2 separate regions of the Homo sapiens genome follow, and region 2 is linked to region 1. A link is a loop called in an ENCODE intact Hi-C map of the cell type or tissue named here. Cell type or tissue: OCI-LY7. All regions are shown on one strand. Links, peaks and the distances in the headings refer to the core of each region. The heading gives the core; the rest is flanking DNA. Region 1 overlaps ABCC1 (ATP binding cassette subfamily C member 1 (ABCC1 blood group)). Region 2 holds the start of MYH11 (myosin heavy chain 11).

Region 1 (2,906 bases), core at 100-2,599:
CACGTACCAGGTGGCCTTGTGGCACACAGCAGGCACTCTGTACACACCCGACAGACAGATGGGCAGACTGACAAGTGTATAGTCAAGTCAAGAAGCAGAGCTGACTTCCCAATGCCAGAGGGGCCCCTCTCATAGGCAGGACTGACAAAGCTGCTTTCTAAAGCAGACCTGAGAGGGGGTGAAATCCACTCCTATTTTCTCCTAGTCTGAGGTATTTATCTGCAGTGTAAACATCCAAAGCCCTCCGGCCTACCCACTGCTTATGCAGGACATGCCTTGAACAGCCAAGGTGCGATTCATCCACTCATTTAACACATTTACTGAGTGTCTACTATGTGTCAGGCTCTTTTCTTAGTCCTGGGGATGGAGAGACAACCAAAAAGCCCTCAGAGCAGCCGGGCACGATGGCTCATGCCTGTAATCCCAGCACTTTGGGAGGCTGAGGCGGGTGGATCACTTGAGGTCCGGAGTTCAAGACCAGCCTGACCAATGTGGCACAACGCCGTCTCTACTAAAAATACAAAAATTAGCCGGGCGTGGTGGCAGGCATCCGTAATCCCAGCTACTTGGGAGGTTGCGGCAGGAGAATCACTTGGACCCAGGAGGTGGAGGTTGCAGTGAGCCGAGATTGCACCATTGCACTCCAGCCTGGGCAACAGCGTGAGACTCCCAAAACAAACAAAACAAAACAAAACAAACAAACAAAACCCTCAGATCTTAAATTCCAAAGGAAGAGATCAACAATAAATGAACAAGTAGATCCATAATTTACTCCAGGCAGCAATAAGTGCCACAAAGTAATCAAAGCAGGGAAGAAGAGGGACATGAAGGCTGGGGGCCAGGGTGGAGAATGCTATAAAGTAGCAAGAGTTCTTTCTTTTTTTTTTTAAAGCAAACACACGAAACTTGTAATTCAGTGACTGTCACTGAGTTCATGCAACCACCAGGTGTTGGGTTTTGGATGCTGTCAAGCCAGGTGCTGTTTCTACCCTTGACCCACGTACGTTAAGTGCTGCCCCGGGTCTGTGTATTCCGTTGCCAGTCCTCTCACTGTTTATTCCACCAACACTGCCTTTACTCAAGAAGGTTCTGGAACTCTGCTTGGGCAAGGTCCAGCAGGCCAGCCTCCCCGGAGGGAAGAATTCAACTCACAGCTTTATAGTCAACGCCTCATTTTTGACCAAAAACGGCATTCACTGGCTGCCTCACTGACCTCCTCCCCCAGCCTCGGCAGAGAAAGCTCTTCATCCTCAAAAGAGGAAGAAATCCGGCCTCTGAGGACAGCCAGAAGGAATGTGGGGGTCTGTCTGATGAACTCTCTCGGCAGCTGCTCTGTGCTGACAACTAATTTGTGTAACTTGGGGAGGTGCTTATGGCCCACTGTTAAGAAAAGAAATCAAAAGGTGGCAGGAGATGAGAAAACTCTAAGATATACTCTCAATCTTGTCAAGGGAGAAGGCCTAGGAAGGAAGGACAGGTGAAAAAGATGCCAAAGCTAACAACAGCTCCCCTTCTGGGCAGTGAGGGCAGAAAGATGTTCTTTCTCGGGAGTTTTTTTTTGTTTTTTTGTTTTTTTTTTGAGACAGTCTCGCTCTGTTACCCAGGCTAGAGTGCAGTGGCACAATCTTGGCTCACTGCAAGCTCTGCCCCCCGGATTCACGCTATTCTCCTGCCTCAGCCTCCTGACATTTCTGTATTTTTAGTAGAGATGGGGTTTCACCATGTTGGCGAGGCTGGTCTCGAACTCCTGCCCTCAGGTGATCCGCCTACCTTGGCCTCCCAAAGTCCTGGCATTACACATATGAGCCACCTTTTTTCCTGATTCTTTGTACTCTTTTGTAGTTTGCAAATGTCTACGATGAGCACATGTTGCTTTTATAATCATTAAGAAAAACTCGGTAAATACTTAAGAGGGAAAAATATTTGCCATGAGGTTAACAGATGGTTCAAGCAAGGTTTTGAAAAATGGCCACGGGCCAGGTGCCGCGACTCATGCTTATAATCCCAGCATTTGCATTTTGGGAGGTCAAGGTGGGAGGATCGCTTGAGCCCAGGAGTTCGAGACCAGCCTGGGCAACAGACTGATATCCCATCTCCATAAAAAAACATAAAAATATATAAATAAAATTTTTTAAAAGAGAAAAATGGCCACATTGTTGGAATAAAGATCCTTCTCCCAAGAGGACAAGGGAAGAATTCAGCAGTGTGAAGTCGGAGCACACAGGGTTTCTTGCTCGTGGTGCTTTGGATGTCCTGGCAAGGGGATTCCCTGTCACGGGGGGCAGGGTAAGGGGGAATTCGTCTTGAGTGCTGTAGGATGTTTAGCGACATCGCTGGCCTCTACCCTGCTTGCCTGCCAGGGGCAAACCCCACTCCAGTTTTGACATCCCAACATGTCTCCAAACATTGCCAACTGTCCCCAGGGTGGGGGCAATTTGCCCCTGATGGAAAACCACTGCTCTAGGTATTAGGTTCCTAAGAAAGAAACCAGAGTCATGAAGATGTGTTTTACCTTCCAGGTATGAAGGTTAATGAGCCATTTTTTTAAATCCCTTAAAAATTTGTTCCCCTAAGGGGCTTGAGGCAATCTGTGAAAATGGTTCACTATTCACTTTATCCAGAAAACACCACAGAATCATGCAGATCAAGAGGTTCAAATCTTCGTGTTCACCTTAAGAACATTTGTGAGGCCGGGCATGGTGGCTCATGCCTGTTATCCCAACACTTTGGGAGGCTGAGGCAGGAGGATCCCTTGAGGCCAGGAGTTTGAGACCAGCCTGGTCAGCATGGTGAAACCCCATCTCTACTAAAAATACAAAAATTAGCTGGGCGTGGTGGCACATGCCTGTAACTCCAGCTACTCGAGAGGCTGAGGCACAAGAATTTCTTGAACCCGGGAGGTGGAG
Region 2 (2,906 bases), core at 107-2,606, 240 kb after region 1:
CTGGGAATTCCTGCAGGAAGGAGTCCGCGCCTGCCCTTTTTGGGTTGTCTCCCGCCCGCCGCTCCCGCCGCTCCCGGGGAGGGGGACCGGCCCGGCCCGGCCCGGCCCGGGAACCTCGGAGGAGCTGGTGCCGCGCGGGGAGCGGAGCGCCCGGGCTGCCCGCGGGTCCCCGGCCTGGCGCGGGGCCAGCCCACCGCCTCGACTTCCTTTTATGGCCTGTGTGTGCGTGCGTGGACAGGAGCGGGGAGGGAGGGACGGGGAGAAGACGGAGAGCCTGGGGAAGAGAGAGAGAGAAAGCGCAGAGATAGGAGTGAGACACGCGGGAGAGATGGAGAGCAAGAGACACAGAGACCAGAGACAAAGTGAGACAGGAGGGAGAGACAGATACATCGACAGATCTAGAGAAGCGAGAGGGACAGAGACAAAAGATAGAGCGAGAGACAGCAATGATCAGAGTGACAGACATGCAGAGACAGTGGCAGAGACAGAGCGAGAGAGCCTGTGATGGAGAGAGACAGGGAATGCAATTTTAGGCGAGGAATCCTTGGGGAAGGGAAGTTGTTGAAGGGAACTCGCAGACTCTGGGGGCACACCCACTTTCTCCTTGGATCTTGACACTTGCATCTTGTAAATAACGTAATTATCACCGCCACCGCCTTCCCCCATTTTGTAGCTATGGACACCAAGTCTCAGAGAAGTGAAGTGACTTGCCCAAGGTCACGCAGCTGGCGAGTGGCGCACAGGGGAGGGGGACAGCTGAAATAATCACAGTGGGCTTATTTTTAATTTTTATTTGTATTTTGGTCGTGGTGATGTGGGTGGAGGTGGAGATGGCAAGTTGGGAAAAGTAAAAACTTCCCCTTCCTGCACGGTTCCCAGCAAGGGTGGGGGCCTCCTGTCTTGCACTTTGCAAAGTTCAAGAAATCCCCTTTCCCTACCCTTCACGCTGCACAGCCGGCCCTCTTTCCAGACAGTGCGATGCCAATAAAATGGGAAGTGGGGTGGGAGATGTCAAGTCAGATCCACCACAGCCCCGACACGGGGAGGAAGAGGTTAAAGCCTTTGCGGCCGGAACCGACTCAGGGAAGACGTTCTCAAGCATCCCGCACAGACACTGCCTGCTCGACCCCCTTTCTCTAGGGATCCGGAGCGTCTGCGACCGCCTGGGGCCGGGGCTGAGACTCCCGTCCCTGTGCGCACCTGTTCCGTGCGCCCTTGTGCGGTGCGCACCTGTTCCGTGCACCCTTGTCCCGAGCGCCCCAGCTCCTTGCGCTCCCGCCGGGGGTGCGCCCTGCAGGGGGCGCGGCGAGGGGGCCGCGAGGGACCCTCCCCAACTCCACCCCTTCGGCCTCCTCCCCTTTCCCAGCCGCGGGCAGCTCCGGGTCTATAAAGAGAGGCGTCCGAGGACGCGCAGGGAGATTTGGACGCTCCGGCCTGGGAGGTGCGTCAGATCCGAGCTCGCCATCCAGTTTCCTCTCCACTAGTCCCCCCAGTTGGAGATCTGTAAGTAGTAGTTGTCATTCTGGGGGCAGATTGCAGGGCAGGGGGGTGTTAAAAGTCCTATAGGGTATTCTATAGGGGCTGGGGTGCACTTAGGGGTCCCTGTTGTCAACCTCGTAAGGGCCATGGTGGGGGCAGAGTTGTGATTTGGATCTCTCTCTGCCTTATCGTCTTAGATTATCCTAGACTTTCCCCAAACAGCATTTCTTAAGATTGCCAGTGAGAAGTACCATTTTGGGGGTGCTTATTAACGATATCAATGCCTGGACCCAACTCCATTTCCCAACTCTAGAATCCCCAGAAAAACTGCCTTAAAAAAAAAAAAATTAGTCCCGAGTGATTCTTGTTAAGAGGCTAATCCAGGAGATATGCTCCCTTGGAAATCTCAGAGGTCCGGTGCAGACAATCAAGGCATCTCACTTTTATTCTAGGCACCAAAAAATTTACAGCTGAACTTCACTGAAAAGTCACTTGCTATCACACAGAAGGGCAAAGTGAGGCTCCTTGTGGATTTGACCGTATTGCACAGTTGTGTTGATAATGCATTAAATCAGTTAAAAACACATGGGCATAGGCTTAGCAGAAAGGAGTGTTGTTGTTTTTTTTTTTTAATCAGTTTAGGGGAGGTTCTTCTATGTTGAGAACCCCTGGGAGATAAGGCTGGTTGTGATCTAGTTTGTTACAGCCCACTTTTTCCTCTTCTCCAAATTAAAAAAAAAAAAAACAACTCACCCAGGTTGACCCCAAAGGGCCCCCAGATACCCAGGTGGGCTCCAAAGTCTCCATTTGCTTCCACGATCTGCAGGTGCGTTAGGTAAGATTACACTAGAATTTCCCGCAGAGCCACCTGTGTCAATGCCACTCTCGTGCCCAACCAAATGGGTAAAACGAGAGAAAGTGTGGCTACTGCCTGTTGTAAGTTTTCTTCCAGCACAGGGTCTGGTAGGGATTTTGCCACTTGAGAAAAGGTACCATCCAAAGCCATGCTTGTCAAGAAGTAAAAGAAAATATTTAGAAACCCAAGGTGGGAGTGTTTAGTTGCAGTATGAAGAACTGAGAGATTAAATGGTGAACTGTCCGTCCGGGGTTTGGCAAAAAGAATGCAGGCTATTAATAAACTGCTTTGCATAGTTTTTTGTTTCTTTGATTTACTCAACGATACTATTTTAGAATTGTTCAGAGACGGAACTTGACGCTGAACTGAAAGTCATTAGGTGGCAGGGTGTGAAATAAGATAGAGAATTTTGTTTGAAGGAAATTGATGTTTTCCCTTTGAGATAGCTACCGTTGATGGAACACTTCAGTGCCACATGCTGTTGCAACATTTAACTTAATTTATCTCATTTAATCTTTGCAACAACTTCATAAGAAAGGCTTTATGATGCCTGTTTAGTATACAAGGCAGC

The links. A loop is a pair of places that touch in the nucleus more often than their neighbours do. Peaks named below come from ENCODE experiments on the same cell type or tissue, not always from the same donor. Only the 100,000 strongest peaks of a DNase experiment are listed, where the experiment ranks them.
Region 2: it touches region 1 in a loop (5-fold over the local background); 2 of 110 quality-filtered maps call a loop at or near these places.

What each region holds. Positions count from the first base shown.
Region 1 is chr16:16,094,900-16,097,805 of GRCh38, reverse strand. The region is part of intron 19 of ABCC1 (ATP binding cassette subfamily C member 1 (ABCC1 blood group)); the gene reads right to left. Among named protein-coding and RNA genes, the nearest start is that of ABCC6, 130 kb to the left of the region's middle. In OCI-LY7, for the core only: CTCF peaks have their summits at 1,319 and 1,521; DNase peaks (open chromatin) are centred at 955 and 1,495; H3K4me3 peaks cover 1,146 bases; H3K27ac peaks cover 2,500 bases.
Region 2 is chr16:15,855,538-15,858,443 of GRCh38, reverse strand. It overlaps MYH11 (myosin heavy chain 11), which reads left to right and starts at 1,416. Exons shown (of 41, transcript NM_002474.3): 1 at 1,416-1,503. RefSeq lists an enhancer at 1-370. In OCI-LY7, for the core only: a CTCF peak has its summit at 1,305 (motif pointing right); DNase peaks (open chromatin) are centred at 1,183, 2,033 and 2,333; H3K4me3 peaks cover 2,186 bases; H3K27ac peaks cover 1,805 bases.